Regions from separate parts of the Homo sapiens genome. Here region 1 is linked to region 2. The links are chromatin loops, found by intact Hi-C in ENCODE. Cell type or tissue: heart right ventricle. All regions are shown on one strand. Each heading gives the region's core, and the rest is flanking DNA. Links, peaks and the distances in the headings are about the cores only.

Region 1 (13,012 bases), core at 3,786-11,785, 210 kb before region 2:
TAAGGCCTGCAGCTCACTGAGGACTTCAACATTCATCATCACGTAAAGCAGCTGTTATGTTGCAATGTCTTTATCGGCAGTCTTCGGTCAGTTTCACTCTTTCCTATATCCTATATATTCCTCTTTCTTGAATTGTTCTCTTATTTTGCTGGAGTTCATCCAACAAATCGAATCAAATCAAATATTGTTTGTTTGCTGTTTGTCTACCAGTATCTCTGTTTTGTTTGTGTTGAGAATCTTGTCAATGTTTATAGCCCAGGCGACTGCTGATGCCAACAGAAGCCAGTCTTTGCAGCCCAGCTTTGCTCATATGTTGCCCTCATTGGGCCTCAGTGATCCACCCACCTCAGCCTCCCAAAGTGTTGGGATTACAGGCATGAGCCACTGCGCCTGGCCAGCAATCTATGATTTTGAAATGAATTTGAGAATTAATGAAGCAGGAGCAGTACACTTCCTACACCAACAAAGGCAAGCTGCCTGCAGTTAGGTAAGGCAAGGTTGGCAGGAGCAGTGGGACGGACAGATACTCTGATTTTATGTATAATCTTTTTTTTTCTTTTTTTTTTTTTTGAGACTGGGTGCAGTGGTGCGATCTTGGCTCACTGCAACCTCTGCCTTCCAGGTTCAAGTGATTCTTCTGCCTCAGCCTCCCAAGTAGCTGGGATTATAGGCGCCCACCATCACTCCTGGCTAATTTTTGTATTTCTAGTAGAGATGGGGTTTCACCATGTTGGCCAGGCTGGTCTTGAACTCCTGACCTCAGGTGATCCACCCACCCTGGCCTCCCAAACTGCTGGGATTACAGCCATTAGCCACTGTGCCAGACCTGTATAATCATTTTGAATGTAAAGAGTTGATTGTTGCTAACCACAATCATTTGTCCATGATGTGCTTCATTGTTTCTTTTTCCTTTGACTATCTTTTATAGGATAGTTTTATAGGATATTTTCAGGCAATATATTCAAATTATTTACCAATTGCTGTGGCATGAGCATTGACCAATTTCAACAAATATATATCGAGTGCCTACCATGTGCCAGCGGATACATTAGTGAACAAAACAACAATTCCCTTCCTAGTAGAGCTTATGTTCTAGTGATGCAGGCACTCAGAATAAACAGTACACATAACAAGTGATACATTATGTTGGTTTTTTTTTGAGACGGAGGCTCCCTCTATCACCCAGGCTGGATTACAGTGGTGTGATCCTGGCTCACTGCAACCCCCGCCTCCCAGGTTCAAGTGATTCTTGTGCCTCAGCCACCTGAGTAGCTGGGATTACAGGTGTGCATCACCACCCAGCTAATTTCCATATTTTTAGTAGAGCACAGGGGTTTCCCCATGTTGGCCACACTGTCTGGAACTCCTGGCCTCAGGTAATCTGCCCACCTCGGCTTCCCAAAGTGCTGGGATTACAGGCGTGAGCCACTTTGCCCCGCCATTATACATTGTGTTAAAAAGTGATAAGCACTAAGGGGGACATAAAAGGAAAAGTAGAAGGGAAGGGAAGGAGAATTGGGAATCCAGGAAGTAGGAGTGTGGAGAGGAAGGTAGTAGGGTGGGTTGAAATTTTAAATAGGGTGGTCCTGGAAGATCTCATTAAGAAACAGAAACAGGCTGGGGTCAGTGGCTCATGCCTGTAATCCTAGCACTTTGGGAGGCTGAGGCTGATCGCTTGAGCCCAGGAGTTTGAGACCAGCCTGGGCAACATGGCAAAACCTCATCTCTAAAAAAAAAAATACAAAAAAAATTAGCCAGGTGTGGTGGTGTGCACCTACAGTCCCAGGTACTCTGGAGGCTAAGATGGGAGGATCACTTAAGCCTAGCCTGCTGTGAACTGTGATTGCACCACTGCACTCCGGCCTGAGCGACAGTGAGACCCCCAAAAAACGGTGAAACTCAAAAAAAAAAAAAAGCCAGGTGCTGTGGCTCATGCCTGTAATCTCAGCACTTTTGGGAGGCCAAGGTGGGAGGATCATCTGAGGTCAGGAGTTCAAGACCAGCCTGGCCAACATGGTGAAACCCCGTCTCTATTAAAAATACAAAAAAATTAGCCGGGCATGGTGGTGGGCACCTGTAAACCCAGTTACTCGGGAGGCTGAGGCAGGAGAATCGCTTGAAGCTGGGAGGCGGAGGTTGCAGTGAACCAAGATTGTGCCATTACACTGCAGCCTGGGCAACAAGAGCTAAACTCCTTTGAAAGAAAGAGAAAGAAAGAGAGAAAGAAGAAAGAGAAAGAAGGAAGGAAGGAAGGAAGGAAAGGAGGGAGGGAGGGGAGGGAAAGACGATGGGAAGAGGAGGGGAGGGGAGGGGAGGGGAGTGGATGGGAGGGGAGGGAACTGAGAAATAAGCAGAGACTTGCCAGAGATGAGGGCATCAGGCAAACAGGTATCTGGGGGTAGAACACTGGAGGGGTGGGCAGGGCCAAGGCCCTATGGCTGGAGTGTGCTTGGCCTTCACCAGGGACCGCAGGGGCTGGAGGGGCTGAGTGGGGGCTGCAGGGAACAGTGGGAGGAGATGAAGTTAGAGAGAAAGGGGTCTTGTGGGCCCCTGTAAGGTTACAACTCTTACTGTGAGTGAGATCCCACCCCATGAAAGGTTTTAAGCACAAGGCCAGTGTCTGACGTTCTTTTCTTTCTTTCTTTCTTTCTTTTTTTTTTTTTTGAGATGGAGTTTTGCTCTTATTGCCCAGGCTGGAGTGCAGTGGTGCAATCTCGGCTCACCACAACCTCCACCTCCTGGGTTCAAGCGATTCTCATGCCTCAGCCTCCCGAGTAGCTGGGATTACAGGCATGCACCACCACGCCCAGCTAATTTTGTATTTTTAGTAGAGATGGGGTTTCTCCATGTTGCTCAGGCTGGTCTCGAACTCCCGACCTCAGGTGATCCACCTGCCTCAGCCTCCCAAAGTGCTGGGATTACAGGCGTGAGCCACCGCACCAGGCCCTCATTTTCAAGTAATCAGCACAGCTGCTGTGTTGAGAGACTGTAGGGGGAGGCAAAGGAGGGAGTAGAGGAGGCGGCATCTGTTTGGAGGCTGGCACTGTAATCCTGGTGAGAGGAGATGGAGACTCGGATCTGGGGGAGGAGTGGGTTTTGGACATACTTGATGATTGAAGGGAGGAGCGAGGGAAAGAGAGGAGTGAAGGATGCTCTGCTGGGGCTGGAACAAGGTTCTGGGGGTGCCTTGCTGGGCCCTTCATTGCTGTGGCCGTGTTGGGGGAATGGGGAGGTGCTGTAAGCAGACAGGAAGGGTCTCCAAGGATTATAGGGGTTTAGTCAACTTGAGCAATCAGCCAGTTCTACAGCCTCCCGCCCTGCAGCCTGTTTTCCCTAAACCCTGTGTGGAATGTGGTCCCCTTGTTTGTTGGAACCAGCTCCTGACAGACCCCAACTCATAGAGGAACCAGAGTGAACTTTCCTCATGACTGTGCTAGAGTCTGCACCCCAGCAGGAGCAACGGCTTCATTACCATCACGTGTAACCTATGGGCTGGCATGATGCCTCACTGCATCTGGACAATTGGGACCCCTCCTCTACTAGCGATGATGCACCCTCTCCCATTTCTATCACCCTGGAAAACCTTTCTGTTACTTTCCCTCGGGGAGACACTGCTTTGGAGAACACGCCCAGTGTCCTCCTTACTTGTGCCGAGTAAAACTCCTACTGATCAAAACCTGCGTTCTCCGAACAGGCGTGGTGGCTCATGCCTGTAATCCTAATACTTTGGGAAGCTGAAGCGGGTGGATCACCTGAGGTCAGGAGTTCAAGACCAGCCTGGGCAACATGGCAAAACCCCATCTGTACTAAAAATACAAAATTAGCCAGGTGTGATGGCACATGCCTGTAATCCCAGCTACTCGGGAGGCTGAGGCAGGAGAATCGCTTGAACCCAGGAGGTGGAGGTTGCAGTGAGCCGAGATCACGCCACTGCACCCCAGCTTGGGCAACAGAGTGAGACTCTGTCTCAAACCCCCCCACCCCCAAAACAAACAAAAAAAACTAACAAAAAACCCTGTGTTCTCATGGCAAGTCGTTTGTTACTTGCCAGGCGAACCAACCTCATTTTTTTCTTTCTGGTAACAGTGGCGGCAGCAGGGGCACTTGAGGAGCTCAGGCAGCCCATGTGTGTGTTCTGGTGCTTCAGGACTGAGTGCAGCTCTGGATGTTGTGATTATAGCTCAGCCTTTGCTTACTCATTTCTCTTAGAGGATGAGCCTAAAAGTAGGCTTGAATCTTAAACCTTTTTTTTAAATTAAAAAATTGGTTTTTTGATTGTTTAGTTAGGCAGCAGAGGAGTCTTCTTGTTTTTATGGGACGGTTGATTAAGTTTAACCACCCAGAAAGAAATGTTTCTCATTAAGAAACATTAGGCTGGTCCGATGGTAGTGGGTCATCAGAACTTATTAACATTAGTGTCACTAAAGTTGGTATACAACCCCCCATTGCTAAATTTCACTGGATTAAGAAAAAAAGAAACATTAGTTAAGAATAAAACAAAACACAGTTACCTGCCAGGTTTTTTTTTTTTTTTGCAATTGAGTCTTGCTCTCTCACCCAGGCTGGAGTGCAGTGGCAACGATCTCAGCTCACTGTAACCTCCAACTCCCGGGTTCAAGAGATTCTCCTGACTCAGCCTCTCGAGTAGCTGGGACTACAGGCGCCCGCCACCACACCTGGTTAATTTTTTTGTATTTTTAGTAGAGATGGGGTTTCACTGTTTTAGCCAGGATGTTCTCAATCGCCTGACCTTGTGATCCATCCACCTTGGCCTCCCAAAGTGCTGGGATTACAGGCGTGAGCCACTGCGCCCGGCCAAAAATGTTTTTTTAAAAAGAAAAGAAATTAGTGAAAGCATGAACTTTGGAGTCCACAGTTTTCACCCTGCCATTTTGATTGTGTGTTTTAACTCAGGTGACAAGGTGACATTTTCTCATAAATACATTTAAATCAGCATTCTACCAACACTGATGACTTTTCATTAAAACTCTATAAATTGCAGATTAATACACAAAACCACAAAGCAGAATAGTACAACTGACTCTTTTTTTTTTTTTTTTTTTGAGACAGAGTCTTCTTGTCTTGTGGCCCAGGCTGGAGTGCAGTAGTGCAATCAGAACTTATTGTAAACTCTAACTTCTGGGCTCAAAGGATTCTTCTGCCTCAGCCTCTCAAGTAGCTGGGATTATAGGTGCAAGCCACCACACCAGGCAATTGACTTTTAATATTTCTCACGTTTCTTTTTAACCTTTAGAGAAATCTCTGATGTATCTGATGAAATTTTTGTCTGCAGTTCAGTAGCTCTTTCAGTTTCATATTGATTTTTGATACTCTCTTCAAGAGGCATTGATGGATCTAGAAAAAAAAAGGTTTTTCATATTCTCAGTATTCTTTTTTTTTTTTTTTTTTTTGAGATGGAGTTTCACTCTTGTTGCCCAGGCTGGAGTGCAATGGTGCGATCTCGGCTCACTGCAATCTCTGCCTCCCAGGTTCAAGTGATTCTTCTGTCTCAGTCCCCGAGTAACTGGGATTACAGGCATGTGCCACCATGCCCAGCTAATTTTTGTATTTTTAGTAGAGACGGGGTTTCATCACATTGGTCGGTCTGGTCTTGAACTCCTGACCTCAGGTGATCAGCCCACCTTGGCCTCCCAAAGTGCTGGGATTACAGGCGTGAGCCACCACGCCCGGCCTACTTCTTTTTTCAAAATGTTAGCTTCAGTTATTTGTTTCTTTTGTAATTTCGTATTTTTGTGTTTTTTTGTAGAGATAGAGTCTCCCTATATTGCCCAGGCAGGTCTTGAACTCCTGGGCTCAAGTGATCCTCCTGCCTCAGCCTCCCAAAGTGCTGGGATTACACATGCGAGCCACTGTGCCTTGGCCCTCAGTTATTTCTGGATGATGAGATTGGAGTGATTTTTAGTTTCATCTTTATACTTTTCAGTAGTTTCCAACATTTCTGAATGAAATGATCTTCTTTGTAATTCATTTGTGTGATACTTTTCTAATGACAAAAAGCAAGATAAAGAGCCAGGTATGGTGACGTGCACCTACGTAATCCTAGCTGCTCAGGAGGCTGTGGCAGGAGGATCACTCAAGCCCAGGAGTTCGAGAGCAACCTGAGCATCATAACAAGACTCTGTCTCAACAAAAAAAATTAAGTTAAAATACTCTGTCAGAGCAATAAAGACCTTAAACTTCCCAAATGTCAACTCAGTAAAACAACAACAAAGTTCCCTGAGACTCTCTCAGTTATGATTTTACTCCCGAAGCAGTCACTGTCTTGGAAGGATGACTGGCTCTCAGGAGGCTGCCTCAAACGATGCATGTGAAATTCATGTAGGCTTCCAGTGTGTGTGTATGTGTGTTTTGGGGTTGTGTTTCCTGCTGTTTATAACAGGAGGATAGTCTGGTCAACCAGAACAAGGAGACCAAGCCAACAGACATCACCATCAGCAAAGGGACGGTATAATGGCGGTTGGCAAGGCAAATGAGGGCTAGTAAAGGAAATGCAATTATAGTGAGGGTGAAGATTAAATCTCTATGCAGGAATATTGCAGATAAAATAAATGAAAACAATTATATCTTTTTTTTCTTTTATAGAGAGGGGGTTGCGGTATGTTACCCAGGCTGGTCCTGAACTCTGGGTCTCAAGCAATTCTCCCGTCTTGCCTTCTAGTGTTGGGATTGCAGGCATGAGCCACCGGGCCTGGCCTGAAAATATTTTATATTGAATAAAAAATTACAACATAGAGTTCAATTGGAAACATTATTGTGAACCCATAAGCTTTAAGAGAAATATAATTTCCTGGCTCTGACCCTAAAATACAGTTCATTAACAGCATTTCTTTTTCTTTTTCTTTTTTCTTTTTTTGAAATGGAGTCTCGCTCTGTTGCCAGGCTGGACTGTAGTGGCTCAATCTTGGCTCACTGAACCTCTGCCTCCCAGGTTCAAGTGATTCTCCTCCCTCAGCCTCCTGAGTAGCTGGGATTATAGGCATCTGCCTAATTTTTGTATTTTTAGTAGAGATGGGGTTTCACCATAATGGCCAAGCTGGTCTTGAGCTCCTGACCTCATGATCCACCTGCCTCAGCCTCCCAAAGTACTGGGATTACAGGCGTGAGCCACCATGCCCTGGCCACAGCATTTCTTTTCCTTCTTCTTTTTTTTTTTTTCCTTTTTGAGATGAAGTCTCTCTCTGTTGCCCAGGCTGGAGTGCAGTGGCATGATCTCAGCTCACTGCAACCTCCGCCTCCTGGGTTCAAGCAATTCTCCTGGCTCAGCCTCCTGAGTAGCTGGGATTACAGGCACACACCACCACGCCCAGCTAATTTTTTGTATTTTTAGTAGATATGGGGTTTCCCCATGTTGGCCAGGCTGGTCTCGAACTCCTGACCTCAGGTGATCCTCCTGCCTCAGCCTTCCAAAGTGTTGGGATTACAGGCTAGGCCACTGCACCTAGCCCATTAACAGCATTTCTTCTGCTAACCTCCCACTCTCGTGCACCCATCAAAAGGAAATGAGACTTCTTAGTGGGTGGCTGATTCTGTGTCTTGGAACAAGGAAAATTTGGAATGGGCCTAGAACACAAGGATTTTAGGCCAGCAATGGTAGAAGGATAAGGAAGCCACTGTCCAAATTGCAACAATTTGACATCAAAAAAGGAACATAGTAATTATGTTTATTTATAATTGACAATTATGATTAAAATAAGTTCAGTGTGTGAAAGACCTCAAAATAAAAAAAAGTTGATATATGATTTTCTGATATATGACATATGATTTTTCTCTGCTTTTATGATATTTGAAGCATCATAAAGGGGACGCGGAGCTGGAGTGTCACAGGGGCTGAGGCAATGTAATTGGTTAAGCCACCAGTAGGGTGTGTGATCACCAACAAAAAGAAAAAGTCCTACACTGAAAGCCCATGGGGTTGAAGCAGGATTTGGTTCACGCTAGAACTTCTGAGAGTCAGTGTGTATCTTGATAAACAGCAACAGAGCTTAGTCATGAGTTCCCTGTAACTGGCTGCTCAGAGAGTTTGCTCCCCACCTCCTGGGGAGAACTTACCTGGGAAGAGGCCAATGTTTCTATCTAAGCCTGTCCCGTCCTCTGAGTTTCCAACCTTCTAATTTCACGTTGGGAGTGCCTCCGAACATGTTTTTGCTGAGTCATTTGTGGAGCTCTAGAATTGTTGAACCTATCATTTGTTTTCCAAGTTAGGGGCAAACAGTAATATATTGCTCATTTATTATTCAACCAAGATATCTGGAGTCCTCCTCATGTGTTAGGCCAGGGCTAGGCACAGGGTTTAAGTGCAAGAGTGAGCAAAGCAGGCATGGAGCTGCACTCATGGGGCCTAGTCTAGTGGGGAAGACGGACATGATCCAAATAATCACAAAGTGACGTTTGGTAGAGAGCAAAGTAAAAGGGGTGCTTTGGCAGGCCCAGAAGAGGAACTTGATCATGACTCATGGTGGGTGGGCAGGGAGGCTTCCTTGAGAAAGTGATACCAATGTGGAGGACTGAATTATGTGAAGAGGCAGAAGAGTGTTCTAAGAAGGGGGGTGTGTAAAAGCCCAAGCTCGGAGGAGGGCTGGAGTGTGTTGCATTGGAGGAACCAAGATGACATTGGCTGTGCTTTGTGGAATGAGGTGAAGGAGACCAGGTGAGGTGCGGTAGACAAGGTCCAGCTGAGGTAAGCTTTCAGAGGCCATATAAAGATTTTTTTTTTTTTGGTAAGAGCATTATTGAGATATAATTCACACACCACAAAATTCACACATTTAAAATGCACAATTTGGTAGCCAGTTGAGGTAGCTCATGCCTGTAATCCCAGCACTTTGGGAAGCAGAGACAGGTGGATCACTTGAGGCCAGGAGTTCAAGACCAGCCTGGCCAACATACTGAAACCCCGTCTCTACTAAAAATACAATTAGTTGGGTATGGTGGCACATGCCTGTAATCCCAGCTACTTGGGAGGCTGAGGCAGGAGAATCACTTGAATCCAGGAGGTGGAGGTTGCAGTGAGCTGAGATTGCGCCACTGCACTCCAGTCTGGGGCAACAGAGAGAGACTCCATCTCAAAAAGAAAAAAAAAAGAAAAGAAAAGAAAAGAAATGCTGTGGCTGGGGTGCGGTGGCTCACACCTGTAATCCCAGCACTTTGGGAGGCCAAGGTGGGTGGATCACTTGAAGTCAGGAGTTTGAGACCAGCCTGGCCAACATTGTGAAACGCCATCTCTACTAAAAATATAAAAATTAGCCTGGTGTGGTGGTGGGTGCCTGTAATCCCAGCTACTCGGGAGGCTGAGGCAGGAGAATTGATTGAACCTGGGAGGCGGAAGTTGCAGTGACCTGAGATCACACCATTGCACTCCAGCCTGGGGGATGAGAGCAAAACTCTGTCTCAAAAAAATAAAATAAAATAAATAAATAATGTACAATTCAGCCGGGCATGGTGGCTCATGCCTATAATCCCAGCACTTTGGGAAGCCAAGGTGGGAGGATTGCTTGAGGCCAGGAGTTTGAGATCAGCCTGAGCAACACAGTGCAACTTCATCTCTATGAAAAATTAAAAAGTTACCCAGGCATTGTGGTATCTACCTGTATTCCCAACTACTCTGGAGGCTAAGTTGGGAGGATCTCTTGAGCCCAGGAGGTTGAGGCTGCAGTGAGCTATGACCATGCCACCGTGCTCCAGCCTGGGTAATAGAGTGAGACTCTCTCAAAAAAAAAAAAAAAAAAGAAAGAAATTAAAAAAAGAAAAAAATACAATTCATTGGTTTTTAGTATATTCACAGAGTTGTACATAACCACAGTCAATTTGAGAACATTTTCGTCACCCTAAAAAAAAAACCCTGCAGCCTTCAGCAGTCACTCTCCATTTCCCCCAAACATCTAGCCTTAGGCAACCACCAATCTACTTTCTGTCTCTATGGATTTGCCGATTCTGGACATTTCTATAAATGGAATTATATGGTATGTGATCTTTTGTGCCTTGCTTCTTTCACTTAGTATAATGTTTTCAAGGTTCATCCACACTCTAGCATGTATTCATACTTCATTCCTTCCATGGCCAAATAATATTGCACTCTATGGCTAGGCTATATTTTGTTTATTTATCATTAGTTGATGGACATTCAGGTTGTTTCTGCTTTTTAGCTATTATGAATAATCCTGCTCTGAATATTCATGTACAAGTTTTTTTCCTTTTTAAAATTTATGTATGTATTAATTTAAAAATGGAGAGATGGGTAGAAAATAAAAGATGAAGGAAAAAGATACAAAAAGAAGTGAGACCAGACAGGGTGGCTCACTCCTGTAATCTCAGTACTTTGGGAGGCCGAGGCGGGTGTATTACTTAAGGTCAGGAGTTCAAGACCAGCCTGACCAACATGGTGAAACCCAGTCTCTACTAAAAACATAAAAATTAGCCATATGTGGTGGTGTGTGCTTGTAATCCCAGCTACTCGGGAGGCTGAGGTAGAAGAATTGCTTGAACCTGGGAGGTGGAGGTTTCAGTGAGCTGAGATTAAGCCACTGCATTCTAGCCTGGGCAACAGAGCAAGACTCCGTCTTAAAAAAAAAAAAAAAAAGCAGAAATGAAAAAACACACAAAAAAGCAAAAAATAAAGACGGGGGTCTCACTACGTTGCTCAGGCTGGTCTTATATTCCTGGACTCAAGCAATCCTATCTCTTCGGCCTTCCAAAGTGCTGGAATTACAGGCATGAGCCACGGCGCCTGGCCAAGTTTTTCATAATAAAGATTTATATCCTAAGAACAGTGATAATCCATTAAAAAGTTTCAAGCAAGAGTGTGATATCAGATTTTGGGTTTAAAAAGATCACTCCATCAGTCTTCTGGTGAATGGATATGAAAAGGGCGAGAGTGAATGCAGGGAACATTTACGAAGCCCATTGCAGCTGGACTCGTTGGTTCACACCTGTAATCCCAGAACTTTGGGAGGCCGAGGCAGGTAGATCACCTGTGGTCAGAAGTTCTAGGCCAGCCTGGCCAACATGGTGAAACCCCGTCTCTACTAAACATATAAAAATTAGCTGGGCGTGGTGACATGGGCCTGTAATCCTAGCTACTTGGGAGGCTGAGGCAGGAGAATGACTTGAACCTGGGAGGCGGAGGTTGCAGTGAGCCAAGATCAGCCTGGGCAACAAGGTGAAACTCCGTCTCAAAAAAAAAAAAAGAAAAAAAGAAGGCCATTGCAGGCCATTGCCATTGATGGTGGTGACTTTTATCTGGGGTAGGCAGCAGTAGAAATGGCAAGAAATGGCAGATTTTAGAGATATTTAAGGGGTAAAAGTAAGAGGATTTGATGGATGGAGGATGGATGGGAAGGAGGAAGATAGCGTGTGGATGGATGGACTTACCATTCACTGAGATACAGAATTGTAGAGATGACCAGGTTTGGGGTAAAATATTAAGAACCTAAACTGGGTGTGGTGGCTCACACCTGTAATCCTAGCACTTTGAGAGGCTGAGGCAGGAGGATCATTTGAGTCTAGGTGTTCAAGACCAGCCTGGGCAACATAGAGAGCCCTTGTCTTTACAAAAAAAAAAAATTTTTTTTTGTTTGAAAAGGAGTTTCACTCTTGTTACCCAGGTTGGAGTGCAGTGGCGCAATCTCAGCTCACTGCAATCTCTGCCTCCCAGGTTCAAGTGATTCTCCTGCCTCAGCCTCCCAAGTAGCTGGGATTACAGGCATGCACCACCACATTTGGCTAATTTTTTGTACTTAGTAGAGACAGGGTTTCACCATGTTGGCCAGACGGATCTTGAACTCCTGACCTCAGGTGATCCATCTGCCTCGGCCTCCCAAAGTGCTGAGATTACAGGCGTGAGCCTCCGCGCTCGGCCTATACTAGCTATTTTAATTCCAGAAATGTCTGGAATATAGCAGATGCTTGATAAATACTTGTGAAATGAACGAATTGTTCCAGCTGAAAAATTATTAAATTAAAAGATGGACCCTGCTTACATAAGTGGTAATCATAAGGGATTTTATGAACAAATAATTTGAAACCTTTAGAGTTAAAAATTTCTTATTACAGTAATAAAGATGTTAACTTTAAGTTGACAGTAATCTAAGTGTTCTGTTAATTGAATGATCAACTTGTTGGCTGTCAGAGAAGGAAGGAAACGAGTAGATTGGCACTAAGACATTCAAAGCCCCAGCAGGAAGCTGAGGCTCAGCAGAGCCAAGGAGTCAAGGGTCTTCCGGAATGTTCCCCTGCAGGGATGGGCCACAGCTTGGGGGTATGGACGAGCGGCAGGCAGGGCAGGTGAGCCTCAGCGAGCAAGGAGGTCTTTGAACCCAGAGTGCAAGATATTGAAACAGAAAATAATTAATTTGCCTCAGTTTATTTTTAATTTTTTGTTTTTCTTAAACTGAGTGTTGTTTTTTTTTTTGAAACTGAGGTTCATTTATAAAAGAACACATGTTGTTGTAGCTATGTAAGAAAATGTCCTTGCTTTTGGGAGACACATGAAATTATTTAGAAGTGAAGGCCATGGTGACTGTAAATTTTGCTGAAACGAATGATCAAAAACGAAGAATATGTACACATATATAGCGAGAGATTGATAGAGCAATGTGGCAACATGTGAATACTGTAGTTGGTGATTTACATGAAGAATATACAGAAATTCATTGCTTTTTTTTTTTTTTTTTTTTTTTTTTTGAGACGGAGTCTCGCTCTGTCGCCCAGGCTGGAGTGCAGTGGCGCAATCTGGGCTCACGGCAAGCTCCGCCTCCCGGGTTCATGCCATTCTCCTGCCTCAGCCTCCTGAGCAGTTGGGACTACAGGCGCCCGCCACCATGCCCAGCTAATTTTTTGTATTTTTAGTAGAGACAGGGTTTCACCGTGTTAGCCAGGATGGTCTCGATCTCCTGACCTCGTGATCTGCCCGCCTCGGCCTCCCAAAGTGCTGGGATTACAGGCGTGAGCCACCGTGCGCAGCGCTTTTTTTTTTTTTTTTTTTTGAGACAGTGTC
Region 2 (16,008 bases), core at 4,378-12,377:
TCCAAATGTATCACTTACTGGAAAAGAAAAGTGAAATCTGAATACATGCGACTTCGACAACTTAAACGGCTTCAGGCAAATATGGGTGCAAAGGTAAAAAATAATTCCCAAGTGAAAGTTTATATATTTCAATATACTGACCCAGTGTAAAGGGGTTGGAATTTTTTTTTTTTTTTGAGACAGAGTCTCACTCTGTCACCCAGGTTGGAGTGCAGTGGCGTAATCTCAGCTTACTGCAAGCTCCACCTCGCAGGTTCACGCCATTCTCCTGCCTCAGCCTCCCGATTAGCTGGGACTACAGGCGCCTGCCACCACGCCCGGCTAATTTTCTTGTATTTTTAGTAGAGATGGGGTTTCACCATGTTAGCCAGGATGGTCTCGATCTCCTGACCTCGTGATCCGCCCGCCTCAGCCTCCCAAAGTGCTGGGATTACAGGTGTGAGCCACCGCGCCTGGCCCAGGGGTTGGAATTTCTTTTTAACTTTTGTTTTGAAATCGTAACAGGGCCAGGTGCGGTGGCTCACACCTGTAATCCCAGCACTTTGGGAGGCTAAGGCAGGTGGATCACCTGAGGTCAGGAGTTCGAGACCAGCCTGTCCTACCTGGTGAAACCTCGTCTCTACTAAAAATACAAAAATTAGCCGGGCGTGGTGTCATATGCCTGTAATCCCGGCTACTTGGGAGGCTGAGGCAGGAGAATTGCTTGAACCCAGGAGATAGAGGTTGCAGTGAGCCGAGATGGCACCACTGCACTCCAGCCTGGGTGACAGAGCAAGACTCCATCTCAAAAAAAAAAAAAAAGGCCAGGCACGGTGGCTCATGCCTGTAATTCCAGCACTTTGGGAGGCTGAGGCAGGCAGATCACTTGAGGCCAGGAGTTTCAAACCAGCCTGGCCAACATAGTGAAACCCTGTCTCTACCAAAAATACAAAAATTAGCCAGGTGTGGTGGTCTGTGCCTGTAATCCCAGCTACTTGGGAGGCCGAGGTAGGAGAATCGCTTGAACCCGGGAGGCGGAGGTTGTGGTGAGCTGAGATCGCGCTACTACACTCCAGCCTGGGTGACAACAGAGCAAGACTCCATCTCAAAAAAATAAATTATTAATTAATTAATAAAATAACAATATATCTTAATCTTTTCCATGGCTTTGCTAGGCTTTGTATGTGGCAAATTTTGCAAAGGTTCAAGAAAAAACCCAGATCCTCAATGAAGAATGGAAGAAGCTTCGTGTCCAACCTGTTCAGTCAATGAAGCCTGTGAGTGGACACCCTTTTCTCAAAAAGGTACTTTTGGGAGTTTAAGCTCAGTCTTCCTCTCTTCCTTGGGCTTAAAGCTTTTTCCTATATTTGTGACTTTTTAGAAAGTGAATAAGTAAGACAAGGTATGGTGGCTCACACAAGTATTCCCAGCTATTTGGGAGGCTGAGGTGGGAAAATCGCTTGAGGTGAGGAGTTTGAGACCAGCCTGGGCAACATAGACTGTGTCTCTAAAAAATTTTTTAAAAAAGTAGCCAGACATGGTGGTGTAGTCCTAGCTACTTGTGAGGCTGAGGTGGAAGGATTTCTTGAGCCCAGAAGTTCAAGGCTGAAATAAACTATGATTTCACCACAACACTCCAGTCTGGGTTGACAGACAAGACCTTATGTCCAAAAAAGAAAAAGGAAAGAAAGGAAATAAATAAATAAGGTTAAGGTTAATAGATACAGCTATTTTAGTCAACTTTGAATAATTAAGATAGTAAATCTGCAGCTTCAAGAATAATTACGGGGGCTGGACGCAGTGGCTCACACCTGTAATCTCAGCACTTCGGGAGGCTGAGGCAGATGGATCACTTGAGGCCAGGAGTTTGAGACCAGCCTGGCCAACATAGCGAAACACTGTCTCTACTAAAAATACAAAAGTTAGCTGCGTGTGATGGTGCACACCTATAATCCCAGCTACTTGGGAGGCTGAGGCCTGAGAACCTCTTGAACCTAGGAGGCAGAAGTTGCAGTGAGCCAAGATCACACCACTGCACTCCAGCCTGGGTGAAAGAGTGAGACTGTGTCTCAAAAAAAATAATAAATAATAAATAAATAAAAGAATTTTCTAGTTAAGAAACTTTGGCTGGACGCGGTGGCTCACACCTGTAATCCCAGCACTTTGGGAGGCCGAGGTGGGTGGATCACCTGAGGTCAAGAGTTTGAGACCAGGCTGGCCAACATGGTGAAACCCCATCTCTACTAATAGTACAAAAAAATTAGCCAGGCATGGTGGCACACTTCTGTAATCCCAGCTACTAGGGAGGCTGAGGCAGGAGAATTGCTTGAACCCGGGAGGTGGAGGTTGCAGTGATCTGAGATGGCACCATTGTACTTCAGCCTGGGCAACAAGAGCAAAACACCATCTCCAAAAAAAAAGAAACTTTATGAAAATAAATTATCATTATTATTATTTAGAGACAAGATCTCACTATGTCACCCAGACTGGAGTGCAGTGTCATGATCATAGCTTACTGTAACCTCCAACACCTGGGAAATAGATAATATTTTTAAAATATAAAAAGTAAATATTATCTAGGCATGGTAGTGTATGCCTATAATCCCAGCTACTCGGGAGGCTGAGGTGGGAGAATCACTTGAACCCAAGAGTTCAAGGCTGCAGTGAGCTATGATCTCCAGCCTGGGCGACAGCGAGACTCCGTCTCAAAAAAAAAAAAAAAAAAGAGACTGTCTCTTAAAAAAAAAAAAAAAAAGCAGAAGCTGGGTGCAGTGGCTCATGCCTGTAATCCCAGCACTTTTAGAGGCTGTGACAGGTGGATCACCTGAGGTCAGGAGTTCAAGACCAGCCTGGCCAACATGGTGAAACCCTGTCTCTACTAAAAATACAAAAATTGGCCGAGCGTGGTGGCGTGCACCTATAATCCCAGCTACTCAGGAGGCTGAGGCAGGAGAATTGCTTGAACCTGGGAGGCGGAGGTTGCAATGAGCCAAGATCGTGCAACTGCACTCCAGCCTGGGCGACAGAGTGAGACCCTGTCTCAAAACAAAAAACGAAAAGCAGATAGTGTATTGAGAGCAAATATCTTTCCTGAAGCAGAATGTTACTATAATTTCTATACCACTTTGCTTCTCCATGTACTATCCCTATCACCTATGCAGCTAAGTTGATGTCCACTGTCTTAAAGTTTAGGTCTTCAGAAAACTTCCTCATCTTTTAGGACTTTCAGAGGCTCTTTACTGTTGTGTATAACCCAGGTAGACCAACAGTTTGAGCTGAGGTAAACATCAGCTGAGTATGGGAAGTACTGTGCTGAACTCTATAGAGGACACAAAGGTGAATAAGAGTCCCTTCTTTTGGCTGGGCATAGTGGCTCACACATGTAATCCCAGCACTTTGGGAGGCTAAGGCAGGATGATTGCTTGAGTCCAGGAGTTGGAGACCAGCGTGGGCAATATAGCGAGACCCTGTCTCTACAAAAAAAAAAAAGAAAAATTAGCTGTTTAACTGGATGTAGTAGCACATGCCTGTAATCCCAGCTTCTCGGGAGGCTGAGGTTGGAGGATGGCTTTAGCCTGGGAGGCAGAGGCTGCAGTGAGCTGTGATTGCACAACTGCACTCAGCCTGGGCAACAGAGTGAGATCCTGTCTCAAAAAAAAAAAAAGAGTTTCTACTTTCCACAAGTTTGCAGTCTAGGGATTCCTTTTAGGAGATGATGTTACAAAACTCTGAATTTATTAAGTTGTTTTTAAAATTTTGTTTTTGTTTTTTTTGAGACGGAGTATCGCTATGTCGCCAGGCTGGAGTGCAGTGGCGTGATCTTGGCTCACTGCAACCTCCACCTCCCAGGTTCAAGCAATTCTCCTGCCTCAGCCTCCCGAGTAGCTGGGACTACAGGCATGTGCCACCACGCCCAGCTAATTTTTGTATTTTTAGTAGGGACTGGGTTTCACCATGTTGGCCAGGATAGTCTTGATCTCCTGACTTCATGATCCACCCGCCTCGGTCTCCCAAAGTGCTGGGATTACAGGCGTGAGCCACCATGCCTGGTCAAATTTTTTATAATTTTAAATGCCATCTGAATTTTAAAAATTTAATTTATTAGCTTGTAAGAACTAGAGGCTACTAAGATCATTTTTTTTCTCTTTTTTTTCTTTTTTTTCTTGAGACAGAGTCTCGCTCTGTCACCCAGGCTGGAGTGCAGTGGCTCACTCAACCTCTGCCTCCCAGGTTCAAGTGATTCTCATACCTCAGTCTCCCAAGTAGCTGGGATTACATGTGTGTACCACCATGCTCAGCTAATTTTTGTATTATGTTTTTGTAGAGATGGGGTTTCACCATGTTGGCCTGGCTGGTCTCCAACTGACTTCAAGTGATCTGCCTGTCTTGGCCTCCCAAAGTGCTGGGATTACTGGCATGAGCCACTATGCCCAGCCAATTTTGGAAGGAAATTACATTTCTTTCTTGGGTTATATGCCCGTCTTTCCCTCTCCATGTCATTGCTTATATTTCAGTGTACCATAGAGAGCATTTTCCCGGGATTTGCAAGCCAACATATGTTAATGAGGTCACTGAACACAGTTGCATTGGTTCCCATCATGTATTCCTGGTCCCCTCTCCAACAGAACTTTATGGTATGTATTGAAAGCACTGTGGTGGTTATTTAAACTGTATGATTGTGTTATGTTGATATGCCAGAGCTCCTCTTAGGGTAAAGATTGTCCAGTAATTAACACAGCTAGGACATGCAGGGCAGAACAAGGTTGTAATTTACTTACTCTAAACAATATATATTGCAAGTTGTTCTAACTTGTCAGATTTTATGCTCTCTGATGTGTGCTTTGGAATTGATGCTGGTTCTTTTTTAAATGAATAATATTGGGCAAGATTTCAATTTTCTCTTAGTACCTTGGCCCAATATTATGTACAGTTAAATGCAGTCTAAATCAGACTCTTGAGGCTTGAGCAGGTTGTCTGCTCCCTGTTGATGGAGTAATCCTTTCTGAATTCTCTAAATGCAAGATGCTACAAAAACAACTGAGACAACAGACGTGCACACAGTCCTTTCATCTGGGCCTTTGTGCTGACTCCTACTAGGATTATTTGTGGTTTTGATAATCATTCCTCTCTAAATACTGCCATTGCTTATCATCTGCCTGGTGACAGATAGCCGTACTACTGGTTGGAATGAGGTCGAGGTTTATAGAAGGGAATCATCTCTTAGAATAAAACTTCAGAATAATTTTACTTGCTACTTGGGGATTTTAGAATGACTATATTCTCTGCTGAGCACCCCACTCCCCCAAAATTATTTACTATTGTTTATTGCCAGAAAATATCCATAGCCTAGGCTGCAGTTGACTTTAGGTTCCCATTGAGTGTGACTGGCATGAGTTGTAATCATAATTTTTTTTTATTATTGGAGAATCTTAGTCCATCTTATAGAATACCCATGTCTTATGATTGCCCAGTTTATTTTGTAGTTAAATTACAGATCATAATCTTAGAAGCCTTCATTTTTATTTATCCATCTGTCTCTCTACTTATGAAACTTTTTTTTTTTTTGAGACGGAGTCTCACTGTGTCGCCAGGCTGGAGTACAGTGGCGCGATCTCAGCTTACTGCAACCTCTGCCTCCCAGGTTCAAGCGATTCTCCTCCCTCAGCCTCCCTAGTAGCTGGGACTACAGGCATGCGCCACCACGCCCAGCTAATTTTTTGTATTTTAGTAGAGATGGGGTTTCACCATGTTGGCCAGGATGGTCTCGATCTCCTGACCTCATGATCCGCCTGCCTCGGCCTCCCAAAGTGCTGGGATTGCAGGCGTGAGCCACCACACTTGGCCCCATTTGAGGTTTTTTTGGCCAAACAAAATGGCCAGTGTTTAAAATGCAGGAAACTCTGGGACAAAGGCATTTTCAGGAGACTCAAGCAACAAACAAAGCTCAGCAAAGATTCCACTAAATAGGAAAGAGCAGATGCATGATGGCTTCATGGAATAAATCACATCTGGTTTGGTTTCAGGTAGAAGATGAGACGGTTTTGTGCAATATTCCCTACATGGGAGATGAAGTGAAAGAAGAAGATGAGACTTTTATTGAGGAGCTGATCAATAACTATGATGGGAAAGTCCATGGTGAAGAAGGTAGTGGTACTGAACTCCTTGGAGAAAATTTTGTTAGAATCAGGCCTCTTCTTTGGTACCTCATCATCTTGCCATCTTGCTTTTATCTTCTGCCCCATGGGGTACACACTGCAGAATATTTCAATGTCATCACATGGCTGGGAGTTAATTTTTTTTTTTTTTTTTTTTTGAGACGGAGTTTTGCCTTAGTTGCCCAGGCTGGAGTGCAGTGGTGTAATCTAGGCTCACTGCAATCTCTGCCTCCTGGGTTCAAGTGATTCTTCTGCCTCAGCCTCCCAAGTAGCTGGGACTACAGGTGTCTGCCACCATGCCCAGCTAATTCTTGTATTTTTAGTAGAGATGGGGTTTCACCATGTTGGTCAGGCTGGTCTCGAATTCCTGACCTCAGGTGATCCACCTATCTCGGCCTCCTAAAGTGCTGGGATTATAGGCGTGAGCCACCATGCCTAGCCCAATTTTTTTTTTTATTTTTTTTTTAGAGACAGGGACTCACTCAGTCACCCAGGCTGGAATGCAGTGGCATGATCATAGCTTATTGTAGCCTCAGCCTCCTGGGCTTAAGTGATTTTCCTGCTTTAGCCTCCTGGGGGGCTGGGACTACAGGTGCACTCCACCACACCTGGCTTTTTTTTTTTTTTTTTTTTTTGAGACAGAGTCTCGCTGTGTCACCCAGGCTGGAGCGCAGTGGCACAATCTCGGCTCACTGTAAGCTCCGCCTCCCGGGTTCATGCCATTCTCCTGCCTCAGCCTCCCGAGGTAGCTGGGACTACAGGCGCCTACCACACCCGGCTACTTTTTTGTATTTTTAGTAGGGATGGGGTTTCACCGTGTGAGCCAGGATGGTCTCGATCTCCTGACCTTGTGATCCTCCCACCTCAGCCTCCCAAAGTGCTGGGATTACAGGCGTGAGCCACCGTGCCCGGCCCTGGCTTATTTTTAAAATTTTTTGTAGAGATGGAGTCTCACCACGTTGCCCAGGCTGGTCTTAAACTCCTGGCCTCAAGCAATCCTCCCACGTTGGCCTCCCAAAGCTCTGGGATTACAAGAGTGAGCCAACATGCCTGGCCCAAAATACCCTAGTTATTTCTTTTTTTCTTTCTTTCTTTTTTTTTTTTATTACCCTAGTTATTTCTGATTCAAGCAGCAGAAACAGAAATAAAAATTATTTAAAGTATCCTAGTTAAATTTTAAAAGGAGTTGGGACATAAAAGGATTATGTAGTAATCAGTGGCTGGAGAGAAAGTTTATTGTACAAATAAGTTTAATCTTAGGGCTTAGGAGTTTTCCATAAGGACATCCAAGACCATTTTGTTCTTTATTTCTCTTTCTCTGAGAATGGCAATGAGGCTCTCTGTCATACTTCTTTGATCCAGGCATCCCCTGAATCTCCCAGAAGTTGGTTTTAATAATCTGAATTTCCTAAAAGCCAATTGTTTGGATTTAGTCATAATTCTAGAAAAGTCTGTCCGTGTGTAAGAAATGGAAAGAGGAGAGGCTCTCCATCACTTCATAAACCAACAGCCCCACCTGCTCTTTTGACAATTGTGGGCACTGTTGTGATGCTGTTGAACTACATTATTTGTCCACAGTGCCTCCTAGTGTTCAAAGACCTCCTAAATTGTAGTACATCTCCATAAAGTACAATTTTAGGAAAAATTGCTGTCTTTTGATTTAGAGACGTCATTACTGACCCATCAGCAGCAAAGCCAAGAGAATTTTCATTTTATTATTTTTCTCTGCCCTACTTGGAGATTGTTTGAACACTTTCATGAGATTTTGAACCAGAAATTCAGAGTTGACTTGTGACTGAGGAAGTGAAGTTCTTCAGTAAGAATAAAGCCTATGGCTGGGCACGGTGGGTCACACCTGTAATCCCAGCATTTTGGTAGGCCGAGGCGGGCGGATCACCTGAGGTCTGGAGTTCACGACCAGCCTGACATGGAGAAACCCAGTCTCTACTAAAATACAAAATTAGCCAGGGTGGTGGCACATGCGTAATCTCAGCTACTCGGGAGGCTGAGGCAGGAGAATCACTTGAACCTGGGAGGTGGAGGTTGCGGTGAGCCAAGATCGCGCCATTGCACTCCAGCCTGGGCAATAAGGCGAAACTCCGTCTAAAAAAAATAATAAAAATAAATAAAGCCTATAGCTGTATTCCTACTCTAGCCAGCTGCCCACTGCATGTGTAGGAGCCAATCAAATGATTGTAATTTCCTGATCTCCCATGTAAAAATGTACACATGTGACATATCTGGGCCTCTGGAGTGAGTACAAGAAAACCTGCCTAGGAGGACTAATGGAATGTGAAGTGACCACTGCTCATCTTTCGAATCCTCATGTTTCAGAGATGATCCCTGGATCCGTTCTGATTAGTGATGCTGTTTTTCTGGAGTTGGTCGATGCCCTGAATCAGTACTCAGATGAGGAGGAGGAAGGGCACAATGACACCTCAGATGGAAAGCAGGATGACAGCAAAGAAGATCTGCCAGTAACAAGAAAGAGAAAGCGACATGCTATTGAAGGTACGTAGCACTGGCTCCCTTATTCCTTTTTTAAAGTGACAGGGATAGGGAAGAAGGAAGAACTGGAAAGATTTGTTGCCTATTAAAGGCTGTTGGTGCTTCTTGTTGGTTCACTTAAAAGGAGAACATGATCATTAAGTGATAGCTTCAGATAGCTGTGACTTGGGTGAAGAAGAAAGTAGAAGAACTGATAGAATAATCATTGCTATTCATTTCTAATTATATGTCTCATGTGAAATTGGGATCATGCCAATTTATATATATGTATATATCAAATTTTATATCCCTTTTTATTTAATCTTATGAGTACTTTTCCATGTCACTAATGTTTAATTTAAAATTTAATAGTTTAATTATACTATATGTCCAGGGACATAGTGTATTCTCTTTTATTGTATCATAATTATAGTATCAGTGTAGTTCTTCAGCATCCACTTCATGATAGGATTCTTCTATGTTCAGGCCTCTCTATGAACACTCTTTTCACCTCCAAATTCTTATTTTTATTTTTAAAATCTATTATTTATTATTTTTTTGAGACACAGTCTTGCTCTGTTACCCAAGGTGGAGTGCAGTGGCACAATCTCGGCTCACTGCAACCTCCACCTCCCTGGTTCAAGTGATTCTTGTGTGTCAGCCTTCTAAGTAGCTGGGACTATAGGCATGCACCACCATGCCCAGCTAAGTTTTGTATTTTTAGTAGAGTTGGGGTTTTACCATGTTGGCCAGGCTGGTCTCAAACTCCTGGCCTCAAGTGATCCGCTCCCCTCGGCCTCTCAAAGTACTGACTGGGATTACAGGCGTGAGCCACCTCACATCCAGATTCTAATTGGGACTGTGGATTTTGTTGTTAATATGTAGACTACTCTAACTTCCTTATTTACTGGTAGCATATATCAGATAAGTCCAGATAGCACTGATGTTTATATATCTCCAAACAATCAGTGGTTAGGTTAACAAAGCAGCTGTAATCAAAATGCTATGACAAAAGGAAAAAAGATCACACAGATTTGTTTACGTGTTCTGATAATCGCACTCAGGAGCTTTTTATCATTTCCAATTCAGGCAACAAAAAGAGTTCCAAGAAACAGTTCCCAAATGACATGATCTTCAGTGCAATTGCCTCAATGTTCCCTGAGAATGGTGTCCCAGATGACATGAAGGAGAGGTAGGGAAAGCTGTCCCACTTAGGCCATATACAGAGTGCTCGGACAAAACCTTTATTCCCTCCTAATTTTTGGTTAGTAAAAAGCTTTGTTTATGGTAAGGGCATTATGATTTGCCCGCAATTTGATTATTTCTTGCTTACTCAATTACCTCTAAATGCCCCCCTTACTATATTAAGGGTCATCGTATACTGGCTTTTGAGTGAGTCTGGGCAGAGAACATTTACTCTGCCATTTTTCTGGAGAGTTAACTCCAGCACCATCTTAACAAATCCTTCCCTCCCCTTACTTTCCAACATTTGCCCAACCCAGCATAATTACAATGGTGGACCCACTCTAGTTATCTACCATTCTCTTATCAACCAGACCTATAAAAAACACCCATCCTCCCTTGGCAGACCGTAGGTGAGCTACTGTCAGTACCCAATCTGTATTTCCTCAGTGGAGGCAGTTCCTCGGAGGAACTCTTATCTCTCTTTTCTTAAATAGGTATCGAGAACTAACAGAGATGTCAGACCCCAATGCACTTCCCCCTCAGTGCACACCCAACATCGATGGCCCCAATGCCAAGTCTGTGCAGCGGGAGCAATCTCTGCACTCCTTCCACACACTTTTTTGCCGGCGCTGCTTTAAATACGACTGCTTCCTTCACCGTGAGTGGGGCTACTCTGTTTGAAATGCTCTCCTCTCTTCCATCCCCAGCCACCATTTCCTTCTCTTTGTTCTGGTTTCTCGTATAGAGTTCCTGGCTTCTGTTCTAACGTTTTACAAAGGGCCAGTTCTATTTTCCCTTGCTCAATTATAGTGCAACATGCTTTGCATGATAGGGACAGACTAACTAGCAACTTATCTGTCCCTCAGTACCTCTTAGCTTTGAAAGCATTGTGTTGATGTCAGAAATGACTGAATTTTGTGCACCCTGATGGTAGCCGTTTATATCGAATTCTAACTCCTACAATAGCTCTCTAATTCACTTTTGTTTCTCCCCATCTTGTCAAGTGGATAGACCACTGGCAACAAGACAGTTTTTGTTTTCCAGCTTTTCATGCCACCCCTAATGTATATAAACGCAAGAATAAAGAAATCAAGATTGAACCAGAACCATGTGGCACAGACTGCTTCCTTTTGCTGGTATGTTCTTAAGCTGTTCTGGCATTATTAACTTCATTCTGGGAACACAAGCCACGTGAGCCAGTACACAGCACTCTGGGGGTCATATAGCACAAATAAAACATGGCTTTTGCTCTTAAGGAGCTCCCCAGTTACTGTGGGACCGCTCTTAAGGAACTCCCCAGACATGGTAGCACTATAAAGTTAGTCTGATGGAGTGCAGATTCGAAGATCATTAAAGGCTTGCCTGCTCTAAATATCATCTGCTTAGATTTCAGAGCCTAAAACTGTATTGTTAGAATTGGAGCAAAGTGTATGCTGGGGGGGTGGGTACACACTCTAGTTTCTTTGCTATCTTGTTATAAATGCATATAACTATGAGACGAATAGCACGTGATGATGCTGATGTCTTGTTGTGATCAACCAGATGGACCGTTCCCTGATGGACAGACCTTAAGAAGCAGCATAAATGGTCTGGCATACCTGTGGGGAAGCCATATATTGAGAGCTAGAAGGAAATAGATCAACTGGACTTGCCAAAGACACAGTTGGGCTTTTTACACAATAGGATGAGCCTAGGCGATGAATAAAATACCTTGATAAAATTTCTGCCACCTATTAAAATTATATTATACAACCAGCCAAGTGCTTTTGGAACCATCTTTAGTGGGATAATAGATGGAAAGATGGTAGAGAATGCTGTTGGGCACACATGTGGAAAATGGGCCGTACTGTAAAAGCAAAAGAATAGACGTTATTGGGTTTATTTTTTCCTAATGTGTATTGACTCCTTCCTATGTGCCAAGTATCATAGTAGACCCTTAACATACCTTGTCTTATTTTCATCCTATAACAGTGTCATGAGGTAGAGGAAACTGGATTACAAAAGTTATATATTTTGCCTAAAGTTTGTTGATAAGTCAGCGGTATGGCAGCGATGAAATTCAAGTCAGGGTCTAACTCCACAGATCATGCTTTTAAAATTACTCCATGTTTTTCAGCCAGGCGTCGTAGTGCACACCTATAATCCCAGCACTTTGGGAGGCTGAGGGAGGTGGATCACCTGAGGTCAGGAGTTTGAGACCAGCCTGGTCAACATGGAAAAACCCTGTCTCTACTGAAAATACAAAATTAACCAGGTGTGGTGGCGCACGCCTGTAATCCCAGCTACTCAGGAGGCTGAGACAGGAGAATTGCTTGAACCCAGGAGGTGGAGGCTGCAGTGAGCCGAGATCACGCCACTGTACTCCAGCCTGGGTGAGATAGTGAGACTCCATCTCAAAAAAAAAATAATAATAAAATGAAATTACTTCATCCTTAAAAAAATATATATGCCATGTTATGTCAACATACCAGCATTTATATAAGTCAAAAGGTCATTGCCCTTCTCACAGGAGTCACCTTGATACCCTGTACATGTATTACGAAGATGCTGCCAATGCCTGAAATGTATGCATGTTTAACTTACAGAGATAATGTATGCACAATTTTTCTTTTATTGCGTTTTAGGTTTGAGTGCATATTAAATATAATGCTGGACTATTTTCCCCCAACTGTTTACTAAGAACATTTTCAATCATGCAGAGTTGAAAGATACCTTCTTCCTGGATTTGATAACATTTTTTTCTGTATCTCCTTTCTCCATAAATTTGCGTATGTATATCTTTTGCTGAACCATTTGACAATAAGTTGCAGACATTGTGATGCTCATTTGGTAAATGTTTCAGCATAAAGACATTCTCTTACATAACCACATTATTACACCTAGGACAATTAATAAAAATTGTATAGTATCCTCTATTACCCATTCTATTAATATATTCAATTTTTTTTTCAGCTGTACCAAGAATAGGTATTTTTGTGTTGTGTTTTGTTTTGTTTTGTTTCCAAACCAGGATCATCCAGTCAGACATCATATTTGGTTATTATGTCTTTTTTTTTTTTTTTTTGAGACAGAGTTTCACTCTTGTTGCCCAGGCTGGAGTGCAATGGTGCAATCTCAGCTCACCACAATCTCCACCTCCCGGGTTCAAACGATTCTCCTGCCTCAGCCTCCCAAGTAGCTGGGATTACAGGCATGCGCCACCACGCCCAGCTAATTTTTGTGTTTTTAGTAGAGACAGGGTTTCTCTGTGTTGGTCAGGCTGGTCTTGAACTCCCAACCTCAGGTGATCAGACTGCCTGGCCTCCCAAAGTACTGGGATTACAGGTGTAATAAGGCGCCCGGCCTTGTTATGTCTTTTTACTCGTTTTTAATCTCAAATAATTCTATCACTTTTAAAATCTTTTTAAAAGTTCCAGGCTGGTTGTCTTGTAGGATGACCCACATCCTGGATTCATCTGTTGTTTTTTCACAGTGTCATTTCTGTGTTCTTCTGTCTCCTCTTTCTTATAACCTAGAAATTAGGTCTGGAAACTTGATTTTATTTATGTTAAAATGTTTGGCCATTATATTAAAATGGTGGCTCACGCCTGTAATCCCAGCAATTTGGGGGGCTGAAGCATGTGGATAGCTTGAGCCTAGGAGTTCGAGACCAGCCTGGGCAACATGGCAAAACCCCATGTCTATAAAAAATACAAAAATTAGCTGGACTGGACTTGGGAGGCTGAGGTGGGAGGATCAGTTGAGCCTAGAAGGTCAAGGCTGCAGTGAGCTGAGATCATGCTACTGTACTCACCTGGGTGACAGGGCAAGACCTCGTCTCAAAAAAATATATATATATATAAATACATATAATCTATTATATATTATATTATATATAAATACATATAATCTATAATATATATTATATATAAATACATATAATCTATGATATATATTATATATAAATACATATAATCTATAATATATAATATATAAATACATATAATCTATTATATATAATATATAAATACATATAATCTATAATATATAAATACATGTAATATATAGTATATAAATACATATATAATATATAAATTATATTTACATAAATTATATATATTTTATATTTATATAAATTATATATAAATATATTTATATAAATTTCATATATTTATATATTATATAAATATATATTTTATATTTATATAAATTATATAATTATATAATATATTTCCATATTATATATTATATATATAATATATAAAAATTATATGTAAATATATATAAATGTTTAAAATAGTATAATTGATACTGTATACTTCATACACAGCATAGGCACATAATATCAGGTTCAGTTAATTTTGAAACTTCTCTTTTGGAATTTCCTTTAGGCCTTACTGTATATTATTCCAAATTCCAGATACCCTTAATGATAGTTAACCTTTATTTTTTTTTCATTTTTATTACTCAAAAAAACTTCATTTTTAAATTGAGCTTTCTGACTCTGCTTGTGCCTTCAACACTTTCACAACAATTTTCTGCTGCTTGCTAAGGAAAGCACACTTGCTCCTGCACCAATACATTCAGCACACACGGATCCACCATAGGCCCTGCTGACATGCTTTTTTGTTTTGGACAATCTCATAGGAACTTTAGGTCTCATAGCACAAACCCCCCGAAGTCTGCTGGGCACACGCCACATGCAGATTTCAGTGCTTTCCCAACCCTCTTGGTATAAAGGTAATCAATTCTATTACCAGGGGCTCAGGACAGCCTAGTTTTGTTAAAAGCTATATTGTAGGAAAGCCTACATGTATGTCAAATGCTGGACCATTCTGAGTGCCTCTAGACAATGTCACTGGAAGATAAACCTTTATTTTGTAGAAATAGATTTAGTTTTCAGAAACAGCTAGGAAGTCTTTGAAAACCAAGTCTGATGAGAAAATATTGATGATCTAGGTGAGTGATAATTATTTCATTTTTTAAAAAAGGGGGTGATAGCTGTAAAATAATGAAACAATATTCTTCTGAGTTTCATACACAGATTTGGGAGGAAGTTTCAAAATTAAGTAGTAAGATTGTACAGATTAAGCATTACACATTTTATTAAGGAAACAGAGAAAGTGTGGTAGACTGGAAAGAATAGTGGCCTAGGGAGACAAGGAGCCCTGATTCCTATACCCCTCTGGAACTATTAGCTGCATACTCTCAAGCTAGTTTCTTCCCCTCTCTGAATCTCATTTCTTCATCCATAGGAGAATGTGTTCTCAAATTCCAAACAAGTAACACGCAAGTTAATTTTAGATACAACTCACTGGAAAATTGAAGACACAGATGCATAGATTATATCTTTTTTAAGATTATAGGACATTAGCTGGGCATGGTGACATGTGCGTGTGGTCCTAGCTACTTGGGAGGCTGAGGCAAGGGAATCACTTGAGCCCAGGAATTCGAGGCTGCAGTGAGCAGGCCTCTGCACTCCATCCTGGGCAAGAGAGAGAGACCCTGTCTCAAAAAAACAAACAAACAAAAAAACATTATAGGACAACTCTTTTGTGAAAAAGTACGTAAGTTTTGTTAAGCAGCTCTCATTGTTATATGATCATACTTATTATATGGTACAGAGAAAAAGAAAAGACACTATTATTGTAGACAGATGTTGTAAAGATGAAAGTTTGTGATGATGAGATCAATATGGTGATGGGCCTGTTCCTATTTCCTGTCTGTAATGTGTCCACTGCAGGAAGGAGCAAAGGAGTATGCCATGCTCCACAACCCCCGCTCCAAGTGCTCTGGTCGTCGCCGGAGAAGGCACCACATAGTCAGTGCTTCCTGCTCCAATGCCTCAGCCTCTGCTGTGGCTGAGACTAAAGAAGGAGACAGTGACAGGGACACAGGCAATGACTGGGCCTCCAGTTCTTCAGGTACGATGAACAGAAAATGAAGACTTTTTCTTTCCATGCAAGGACTCTGGTAAACCCAGGATCACTGCCTGACACTTAACTTTACTACCTCTTAAAAATTATAAATTCTTTCTACAAGTTTTGTAAACAGTAAAGATGGGGAATATTTTCTTTTTTTTTTTTTTTTTTTTTGAAACAGTCTCTCGCTTTTTTGCCCAGGCTGGAGTGCAGTGGTGCTATCTTGGCTCACTGCAACCTCCACCTCCCAGGTTCAAGCGATTCTCCTGCCTCAGCCTCCCAAGTAGCTGGGATTACAGGTG

What was found. A loop is a pair of places that touch in the nucleus more often than their neighbours do. Peaks named below come from ENCODE experiments on the same cell type or tissue, not always from the same donor. Only the 100,000 strongest peaks of a DNase experiment are listed, where the experiment ranks them.
Region 1: a loop joins it to region 2, with 4 times the contacts of the local background. A loop is called at or near these places in 39 of 110 quality-filtered maps.

The regions. Positions count from the first base shown.
Region 1 is chr17:42,924,303-42,937,314 of GRCh38, reverse strand. It overlaps the pseudogene RNY4P2. Among named protein-coding and RNA genes, the nearest start is that of G6PC1, 30 kb to the right of the region's middle. RefSeq lists enhancers at 8,251-8,400, 8,290-8,866. In heart right ventricle, for the core only: a CTCF peak has its summit at 7,876; DNase peaks (open chromatin) are centred at 7,904 and 8,444; H3K27ac peaks cover 804 bases.
Region 2 is chr17:42,712,910-42,728,917 of GRCh38, reverse strand. It overlaps EZH1 (enhancer of zeste 1 polycomb repressive complex 2 subunit), which reads left to right. Exons shown (of 21, transcript NM_001991.5): 3 at 1-93; 4 at 1,155-1,283; 5 at 4,494-4,613; 6 at 6,003-6,123; 7 at 8,469-8,645; 8 at 9,711-9,813; 9 at 10,301-10,464; 10 at 10,851-10,942; 11 at 15,529-15,709. It also overlaps the pseudogene RPL34P30. Among named protein-coding and RNA genes, the nearest start is that of MIR6780A, 13 kb to the right of the region's middle. In heart right ventricle, for the core only: a CTCF peak has its summit at 7,716 (motif pointing left); no DNase peak of the experiment used is centred there.